2 separate regions of the Mus musculus genome follow, and region 2 is linked to region 1. A link is a loop called in an ENCODE intact Hi-C map of the cell type or tissue named here. Cell type or tissue: heart. All regions are shown on one strand. Links, peaks and the distances in the headings refer to the core of each region. The heading gives the core; the rest is flanking DNA. Region 1 has its middle 39 kb from the start of Gm39912. Region 2 has its middle 12 kb from the start of Spred1.

Evidence for each region. Hi-C counts contacts between places; a loop is a spot of excess contacts. Peaks named below come from ENCODE experiments on the same cell type or tissue, not always from the same donor. Only the 100,000 strongest peaks of a DNase experiment are listed, where the experiment ranks them.
Region 2: a loop joins it to region 1, with 4 times the contacts of the local background. A loop is called at or near these places in 2 of 42 quality-filtered maps.

Annotation. Positions count from the first base shown.
Region 1 is chr2:117,019,907-117,025,294 of GRCm38, forward strand. No RefSeq gene overlaps it. Among named protein-coding and RNA genes, the nearest start is that of Gm39912, 39 kb to the right of the region's middle. In heart, for the core only: no CTCF peak of the experiment used is centred there; no DNase peak of the experiment used is centred there.
Region 2 is chr2:117,105,994-117,111,381 of GRCm38, forward strand. No RefSeq gene overlaps it. Among named protein-coding and RNA genes, the nearest start is that of Spred1, 12 kb to the right of the region's middle. In heart, for the core only: no CTCF peak of the experiment used is centred there; DNase peaks (open chromatin) are centred at 2,238 and 3,498; H3K27ac peaks cover 235 bases.

The DNA.
Region 1 (5,388 bases), core at 155-5,154:
TGCAACAATCTCTACAGCTGTCCGGTCCTTGCCTTTGCTGTGTTCCCGCCTATGGACTATTTAGAAAGAACCACATTGAAGAAGGCTGAGGAGTGGGATCAATGGACTCCAGGTGGTTGGGAGAAGAAAACGATTTTGTTTTCTTTTCTGCCTTTTCTCCTTCTGCTCCTCTTTCTTTTCAAATGGAAATTGTTTTCATATGAGACACTTCCTAGCTTGTATCTGGAAAACTGGAAAATCTGTCTGAGGTCATGCTGTAAATATTGAAGAGAAAAAGCTTTCAACCTTGAACTAACAGCTGACTATGAGGATAAGCCAGAGTAAAGCATTCTCAAAATCCTGGTGTCTTGGAAAGTTCACTTCATGCCCTCTCTTGCTGCCGTGGAAAGGCAATCTAAATTCATTCAAAAGCTTGTAACACAGGACCCGAATCGAAGATGATATGTTCAGTGCTGACGAGGTATCAGTGTGTATAGGAGCTTGTGGACAACACTAAGTACCTTGATTTGATTCCCCACCTCCCCCCAATCCTCACATGGTAGAAAGAAAAACCATGCCTGAAACTTGTGTTCTGACCTCCACATGCACACTGTGGCATACAGGCATATCTTCTCTTCAGTTAAATAGATAGATAGATAGATAGATAGATAGATAGATAGATAGATAGATAGAATGATATATATATAAATGTATATAATATATAGTTTCATTAATCATTATTCTTCTTACATTTAGACATAACTTCCTTAATCTTTTTATTGTTGTTTAGTTATTCATCCCTTTTCTATTCTGGATTACAGAATAAGTTTTTTTCCTCATATAAATGTATGCATGCATGTTTGCATGTGCATGGGTGCACATATATGTGCAGGTGCATGTGTACATGTACACATATGCATATGTAAGCCTCAGATTGACATCATAAGACTTCTATCCTTTTCCATCTTACTCGTTAAGATAGGGCCTCAACTGAACTTAGAGCTTGTCTATATGATGCTAGCCAAACTAGCCAACATGCTCCAGGGATCCCCTGATTCAGCCTTTCAAACACTGGAATGACAAGCAGATCACCATGCTCGCCCAACGTGGATGTGGGTTCTGGGGATCTGCTGTATGCAAGACTTTTCGGGAGAAGACATAATGATACACACATTTCTATTCACTCCAGAAAGGAAACCCATGACAGGCTAAAGAACTAACTCTAACTTCTTGAACTAGTGCTAGGAATTACTTACAGAATTATGGATGAGGGAATGGTTGAGAAGATATAGGAGCAGGAACAACCCAAAGACAGCTGCATCACCAAAAAATCCACCCCCCAAATGGATGATGGCTTGTAAAGGTTGCATACCTGGAACTCTTTGTACAACTGGCAGATGGCTGGCCAGGTCAGAGAATCTCCTCACTACAGCTCTGCCCATCAGGACCTCCTCCCGTATCAGTCACTCACTGCTTCTATAACACTAGAGAAGGGCCCTCCAAAATCTTGCAAGTTTTACATGTAAAGTTAGTTTGTCTCCTGAGCCTCATGATCCCTCCTCCCCTCCTCCTAGAAGGATCAACAGGATCTGAATTCTGATTCTCATGCTTGTGTCACAAGTGCTATGATCACCATACCATCTTCCAGCCCAAGAACAAGGTTTTGCTCATTTTCTTAATGACATGAAAAAAAAAAAACAGTCTACTACTACAGTGGGTCGTTACCCCTTTAAGGCTGCATATCAGATATCCTGCATAACAGATAGCTTTATTATAGTTCATAGCAGTAGAAAAAGTACAGCTATGAAGTAGCAACAACATAATTTTATGATATGAAAGAAAAAATTTAAAAATGATATTGGCTTGGAAGTAGAAAAAAGTTCCACAGCAGATGGAACTTTATTAAAGGGTCGCAGCATCAGGAAGGTCGAGAACCACTGTACTATTGATTTCTGTAACATATGCACACTCTACCCTCCAGATGGATGAGTTCCATTTTTACAGTCGTTCTCAAGGGCCTAGAGCTGCTCATTAGTATGGCTGAGTAATTCAGAAAACAGGCCGAGACAGCCGTGCCCCTGAAGCTGCTGATTTGTGTGGGAGTCATGTTTTCCAAGAGACCTCATCTGCCTTGCAGCCTTCAAAACTTCCTACTGGTTTCTTTTTCCTCCAACATATTTGTACATTGTGCCTGTGTTCTTTTTAATCCCCTGAGTTGCAGTGACTCAGTTTGTTTTTCTGTTGCCCACATCCTTTCCCCACAAATTTAGCCAACTGAAAACGAGGTATAGTGGCAAGAAAATCCAGACTCTAGTTCTTCTAGCTTTTGATATCTGCTTCCTCTGTGACTCTAGGGGACTCAAGTTATTGTTCTGCTTTCCTGGTGTTCAAAAGGCTGAAGCAGGAGAATAGCAAGTTGAAGATAGCCTGTACTATTAAACGATCCTGTTGTCAAAAACAAAAGCAATAAATAAATAAATAAATAAATGGATTAGATTAATTCATTTCTAAAGTATAGACTTACCATTGGTGTTAAGGATGATTTATAGTGCAAATAAAATGTTTAATAAATATATACAAGGTATTTTAGAAAAATACAGCTGTTATCAAAACTATTATAAAATTAAAAGATTTAAATAATTTTAATTTACTTATTATTTGAGTGTGTGCTCCTGCACAAGTGCTATGGCCTAGGGAGGTCACAGAACAACTTAAGGGACTTGGTTCTCTCCTTCCACCATAGGAGTTCCAGGGATCAAACCCAGGTTATCAGATATCTTGGCAGCAAGTACCTTTACCTGCTGAGCCACCTAGTTGGCCCAGATATTTTAGCTCACTTAATTTAAAAAAAAAAATCCTAAGCAGACTCAGAATGATGATATCATAAAATTGTGATGATACTTTATTTTTGGGTTTCATTATGTGTTAATCCATTTCTACCCTATAACTTAGCACTGCAAATGCTTAGTTCTTATTCAAAATAGACCGGTTTGGTATGATGAACACACTCACCCATCTAAGGATTTGTGCTTTCAAACTCTTTGTATGTGACTAGAGAGTAGAGATTCATGGCAACAGTCACCTTTTGAGAATGCAGCCTGACCTGTGCTCCCATCTTATTTACAGAATCAAACACATGGCTAACTCAACATTGAGAAAGCTGGGAAACAGAGTCTTCTTGTATAACACTGAGATAAAGAATAGAAATTGATGAATTCATAATGATATCCAATAATAAAATATCTTCCCAGTTTTATAATTAAGTTAATTGTTGTTGGTAAACACCATGACCAAAAGCAACTTACAGAAGGAAGAGTTTGTTTGGGCTTATGGTTCAAGAAGGGCATCTATAGTCACAAGGATGGCGTGGCAGCAAGTGGCTGAGCAAGAGGCCGCTGATCACATTTTAACTGCATACAGGAAACAGAAAGAATAAGCAGGAGGTATGGCTATAAGCCCTCAAAGCTTGTCCCTAGTGATTTACTTTCTCCAGAAAGAATGACTCTTCTAAAGGTTCCATAACCTCCCTAAAATTGGAGAGCAAGTGATCAAATACATGAGTGTGTGTGGGAGTGTGGGTGGGGCATTCTTCATTCATACCTTCACAATTCTCCTTACTCAGGATATTTTTCTTAAAGACACTATCTTAAGAACTGCCTTGTTCTCTTAAGGCTAAAAAGAAACACATGGCCACTAACCATCTCTGCCCACTCCCCCTGAACTCCCCTGTCTATACAATTCATAGGAGCTGTGGTTCATTAATGACTCACCCATTCATTCTTTGTGGTGGCTTATTTTCACTCCATAGTCATCTTTGAGATTCACCCAGGCTATAAGATGTCATCAGTACTTACAACTTTTCAATCGCTAGTTATGCTCCATTGTGTGGTATGTCTCCTTGCTTATACATTCATCTACTGATGAACATTTGGGTTCTTTCTACTTTTTGGTAATTATAGGCAATGCTGCTATAAGCATCCATGTTCAGACCCGTGTTTTCATTGGCATATAAGTAGTAGTAATGACTTTGTTGCCCTGAGACGAAGTACCAAACTGTTTTCTGAAATGAACAGCACAAACACAAACAGAAAAAAATAGGCAAAAAGATTTCAGCAAAACCTAGTTGTTTTTTCCTAAACAAAACAAAACAAAACAAAATAAAACAAAACAAAACACTAGTAATCCAAGATTTGAATTTCTCCATGTGTTTACCAACATTTCTCATTATTTTACCTATAGACATCCTAGAGGATATGAAAAAGTATCTCATGAGAAGTCTATTTGCATTTCTCTCGTGTACATATTGGCTGTTTGTATTTCTTCTTCAGACAAATGGCTATTCAGATCCTTTGACCACAGTAGGATATTTTTCTTTTTTTTTTAATTATTGAGCTATAAGAGCACTTTACATATTTTAGATAATAGCCTTTATCAGAGTGGTTTCCAAAGTTTCTCCCATGCCACAGATTGACTGCTCATTTTCCGGGTGGGTTTTTGTTTTGTTTTGTTTTGTTTTGTTTTGTTTTGTTTAGGAAAAAACAACTAGGTTTTGCTGAAATCTTTTTGCCTATTTTTTTCTGTTTGTGTTTGTGCTGTTCATTTCAAATTTAAGAAACAACTGCCTGATCCAAGGTCATGTCTACATTACCTTCTAAGCACTTTATATTTTCATGTTTTACATTTAGTCCCTAGCTGGAAAGGAAACCTTAGAAGTGTATCTATTTGTAAACTACATGATCTTGCACTTGGGAAACTATATAGATTTAATATATATTTACTATGTTTTCTACCATCAAGGAGGTACAGCAGAACTTTCTGGTCCTCACATGAATGTAGGCTTACATTATTCAAAACCTACGTTTAGTAAGGATTCTTTAACACTTCAACCTCCCTTCTAGCCTACCACCCACAAGAGGTAGGGAAAAAAAAGGTTAAGAGGGAAATAGGGATTGTGGACATGTTTAGAAATAGTTCTTTAAGGCGATTCCAACCTTCGTTGTCAGTAGTCCAGTCCACTTGGCGAACACCAAACACGAATCAGTCGCAGTGATTCGATCTAGAAGAAACAGTGAGGCTCCACCATTCTGCACCAGTCTGCGGAAAGGGCAAGAAGCAGCGGGAATACCACCAGAAGTTCTTTGGTGCATTACTCTCGTCAGTCATGATAAGAAAAGAAAAGCGAAGAAAGCATGGTGACCTAATGAAAGAAGGAGTGTGTTAGCAAAGACCAGCCTCAGTGGAGCCCAACAATGACTAGCAAAGAGTTGCAAGGCAAACCAATGCATGAGTGTCCTCCACTGTCTGTTGGGTTCTACTTATACTCTTTCCGAACATCACACGTCTCGCATCTCACAAGCGTCGGCCCCTGTAAAACATTACATGCCCTTTCACCAGGCAACTTCCAGAAAA
Region 2 (5,388 bases), core at 58-5,057, 86 kb after region 1:
TTAGGGAAGTACAAAAACAAAACCAGCAATAGAGTATTTGGGTAGGGCGTTACAATTAATAAAAATTAAGAAATATCATTATCCTTCCTTATGTGGGTGAATATAAAGAAAATGGTACTGTCATTTGTTACTAGTGAGAAAATAATTGTTTAAAAAAAGACATACTTTAGAGGGAGGATCTTTAAAATGTTTATTCTCAAGTCAGCTGTAGTATTTTACATTCAGGAGGCTGAGGCAGATAGACTCTGGAGTTCAAAGCCATGGGCTACAGAGAAGGCAAGACCCTGTCACAAAAATACAGTAAGTCAGCAAACAAATGAACAAATTCTTCCTTTTAACTTAAGAATGCCACTAATGTAAAGTTTCCTGAGAGAAATCTTTACTTTTAAGTATAAATATACTTAAAGATAAGTTTACAGGGTGTTCACCAAAGCGCTATTTCTGACAGGAAAAGATGAACACAGTAATAAGCAAAGATTGATGTAGAAACAGATCAATAAACAGATGCAGGTAATGTCCTGTATACCCAAACAACAAACTACCATGTGACTGTTTCAAAGAATAAACACTGCTATAAAGCATGCATGAGGCATGGTGTCATTGTGGCATACGCAAACCCATGTTTACTGCCTGCACATTTAGGTATACAGCAGAGGGTCTGAATTCATATGTTCTCAATTACCAACAGTAGTCCCTTGTAGACATGGAGACTTGGTGCCCTCTGACTGCAGAAATTTATGACAGAGTTCCTAGTGCTTATAAAGAACACTTGATCTAATTTAAAAAGCAATTTAGTATCATTTTCTTTGCTCCCTGGGACTCCTGGGAGTGCTGTGTATAACTTGGTTTCTTTTTCCTGTTTCTGTGAGAAATGACTCTGACAAAAGCAACTTAAGGGAGAAAGGGTTTCTTTTCCCTCACAGTTTCAGGATCCAGCTTATCATGGCCAGCAAGTCCTAGCAGTCGGAGGTTGAGGCTCCTGGTTCCGTCACATCTGTACTTTGCAAGCAGAGAGATGGTGAATACTTGCGATCGGTTCATTTTCTTGTTTTGTACAGTTCAGGGTCCCAGCCCAGGGCATGGTGGGCAGCCCTTCTCATTTCAACTAATCTAAGCAAGATGATCCCTCACTATGTGCCAACGGCTTCTCCCCTAAGTGAGTCTAGTCTTACCAAGTGGACAGTTAACCCTAACCATTACAGGATGGAAAGCTCAGGAAAATGTTCAAGTCCGATGGGGCTCAGTTGAGGTGACCACATTTCTTCCTCTGATATTATTTTGTGTGTGTTTTTTAAATTACTGTTTAGAGTTACACATGATGCCTCAGGTTACAGGCACTTCCTTCAGATAGCTAGTTCATAACACAGGATTTCCATCTACTAACGTTGTCGAGATATTTAGGGAAGACAGTATATTTTAAGATATAAGTTTACTGGTCTCTTTCTATTATTCTTTGCGGGGAGAAGGATGGGGTAAATCGACGTCTCAGTCTGGCCTCAAGTGTGCATGCACCGAGGTTGGACCTCATCTCACTGTAAAACCATGACTGATTAAAAGCTGGTGGCATCCCCTACTGCTTCAATCTCCAAGTACCGATCACTATGCCCAGCTAAAGCCTCCTGGATCCTTAATTTGATATTGAGAACATATACTGGAAAGTTAAGAACATTTCTCTTTAAAGGATAAAATAGAGATCGCACAAAGATACAAGTAGTAAAGAAATGTTACATGCACCAAGAAGAAAAGAGAAACATTAGCCAAAGTGCAAAGTGTGCAAGATAGATACAGTCGAGGCCAGGCTGATGGCCTGGGACGATCAAAAGGGATAAGAAAGACAAGTACTGATGGCTAGATTCTGGGCATCAAAGCAAAAACACATTCAATCATGTAAAAGGCCACTTTCTCTGGGAGTTTGGGTATAGATTAGGGATTGCTGGGCTAAGCCAAAAAGGATGGATATGACACACAACTGCTAGAAAATACAACCGAAACAAATATAAGCTGGCTCTGTGCACACTTAGGAGGTCACTGTGTGGTAGGTGCCCCACTGGTTTTCTCCAGTCTCTATCGTTATTTCCTCAGGGCAGGCTGCGGGGGAGGTGCTTTGACAGTCTTTTTTTCTGTAGGGCTTCACACTCAGGCCCTGGTGTACAAAAGCACAGAGAAAATGAGAACCACACACTTGTCAGATCTCTAGGCGCTGGCTGGCCTCTGGGAAGCTGAGTCCACATAAACAGCAGTCAGCACTTTATGTTCACATTCTCTGTGAACACATGGATGGAGTCAAGGTCAAGGATGTCTTTCACTTCCTTGTTCTTATTTATGTTTCACAATAATGCTTCATGGTAACATGCTGTTGTCTTTACTGTGTGAAGCAGAGCTGGCCGCTCCCATGCTAGCCTTCACTTATAGCTCTTACCAGATGACCAGATGACCTCTCCTTATCAGGTGACATCTCTCCTTACCAGGTGACATCTCCCTACCAGGTGACATCTCTCCTTACCAGGTGACACCTCTCCTTACCAGGTGATATCTCCTTACCAAGTGACATTTCCTTACCAGGTTACCTCTCCTTACCAGGTGACATCTCTCCTTACCAGGTGACATCTTCACTACACTGTTTCTTGAAGTCAAGGAGTGTGTTTATTTCATCTCCAGTATGAACCTGGTATTTAAAATGAATATCCCAACAAATGAAGATTTTCTTCTGATAGGCATCTGTGAGTTTATACAGATAAACCAATCCTTTGAGAGTTGAATAAAAATATTCTTGATAGTAAAGTCCAGGTGGCTGGCATGTTTTCAGGAGAGTTTCCATATTCTTTAATGAGTACTTCAGTCTTATACTGTAAGAGATGAGTCATCTTCCTCGTCCTCCCTCTCCTCTTCTTCCTTGGATTTTTAAAATAGGGTTTCTTTGCATAGCCTTGGCTGCCCTGGAATTAGCTCTGCATACCAGGATGGCCTTAAACTCAGAGATCTACTTGCCTGTGCCCTCTGCGGGCTGAAATTAATGGCATGTGCCATCACAGCCCAACTACCCGTTAGACTTTCTAATGACAGCCTTTTACTTGAATGAATAGGAACTCCCAAAATATAGTTATAAATTAAAAGTTGCCTTATGAAGGGTAATGAATTATAACACTCACAGTAACCTCTGAAATATCTCATTTCATAAGTTATCAATAAACTGATACATCTGAATATTGAAATTTTATGAGAAGGACAGATAGCTAATGATAGACTCTAAGCAAATAGAATTAAGAATACTACCATGGTCCAAAACAAGAATAGCTACACACTGCTAAGACGTAGGCTGGGCAAATATTTGCAGAGAGCAAATTTGTTTTCCCAAATCAATTCTAGATCATTATGTAGAAACAGTCAGGAGATGTAAATCTGTAAGCACAGCAAGGCAGGTGAGAAAGAGGCTGCTCAAAGGATGTGGCCTGGCTTGGCAAGGGACCCAGAAGGAAGTCTGGGACAACGCAGCAAAGGAAGGAAGCCTGAAATAAACAAAGATTGGCTAAAACCCAGGAGGCAAAGAGGGTGTGAAGTGGTGTAGGGCCTTTGATAAAGAGGTTTGGAGCCCAGGGTGGCTCTCTAGTGTAAAGGAGAGACAGTATCTGCTCAGCCTTCAGCCTTGGGAGAATAAAGACAGTTCTTTATGGTAAGGTTGATGACTGGCCAGCTGTCACTGCAACTGGAGAACTTATGATTTGTCTTCAGCTTTTTATGAGGGCCTTTTGTTTGTTGTTTTGTGTTTTGAGACAAGGTATCTCTATGTAGCCCAGGCTGTTCTGGAACAGGCTATGTAGACCAGGCTGGCCTGGAACTCACAGAGGTCCACCTGCTTCTGTCTCCTGAGTGCTGTGATTAAAGGCCTGCACCAAGATGCCCAGCTTGTATGAGTAGCTTTATTATATAAAAGTATGTACAATAATACAGTAGATTTCCAAAATGGACACATTTGAGGATATTGCATTTGTTTCAACTAAAAAAAAAGTCATAACAGTTATTACTTGCTAGGCATTCAGTCAGGTGGCATTGTTTAGTAACTAGTTTGCCTTGTGTCTGCAGAACATGGAGTCCTCTGTGGACCTACAGCAGCCCTATGGATCCTGCAGACCGTGGAGTCCTCTGTGGACCTACTGCAGCCCTATGGATCCTGCAGACCGTGGAGTCCTCTGTGGATGTACAGCAGCCCTATGGATCCTGCAGACCGTGGAGTCCTCTGTGGATGTACAGCAGCCCTATGGATCCTACAGATCTCTGGGTCCTCGTGGACCTACAGCAGCCCTGTGGATCCTGCAGAGTGTGGATTCCTCTGTGGACCTACAACAGCCCTGTGGATCCAGCCCAGCCCTATAGATCCTGTGGCACATTGCGCACAGTTACCCTCTTTTCTTGAGCTTCAAGATCCATGAGCAGGTTTTTTTTTTTTTTTTTTTTTTGCCGGGGAGGAGCAAGGGGAGAAGGTCTTAGTCTGTAGCCCAGGATGGCTTGGAATTCACTATGTAGCCTAGGCAGACCTCAAACACACAGCAAGCCTGCTGCTCCAGCTTCACCAATGCTGGGGTTATAGACATCTGCCGTCACACCACGTTGCCTCATTAGAATAGTTTTTCTGCTCTTCAGTCCTATAGTGTAACTATGGAAACAGGAAACTAAAGGGAAGGCCAGGCAAAATGGCTCAGTGAGTAAAGGAGCTTGCCTCCAAACCTGATGATCTGAATCCCATCCCTGAGACTCGCACGCTGGAAGGGGAGAACTCCCTGGAGTTGTCCTCTAACTGCCACATGCATTCCCCCAACCCCAACAGACACAAATAAATGAACATTTCAAAGAAAAGATTTGGGTAGTAAAGATGTTATTCAAAAGAAATAACTTTTTCTCAAATAATTTCTAGCTCTTCTTTCACCTGTATCAATTAAATGTATATATTCTGAAATTGAATTACAATTGCATATATATATATCTTGTCTACCAGGTAAAGAGATGTTACATATAGCTTGTATGTTGCACACAAATGAAGAGTGTTTAAGATTTTTAAAAAGTTTAATAGTCAACTTGACAATTAGAACAAAATGGAGAATTGTAAGAAACTCCAAAACAGTTGTGTTAGAAGTATTGAGCTTTTACACAAACCCAGACAGGAGTGAACAAGTTAAATTCTAAGGTAACATTACAGAGGGAGCTGGACAAAAAAGAATGGATTGTTTGTTTTTGGAAGTCAGATATGTTTTAAAGAAAAGAAGGAAGAAGGGACTATATTAACTCTATTACCTATTATTAAGTGAGGAGAAAAACCAGACCACAGTTACTTAGGGAAGGAAAAAAATATTTCTTTTTTTTAATTGGGTATTTATTTCATTTACATTTCCAATG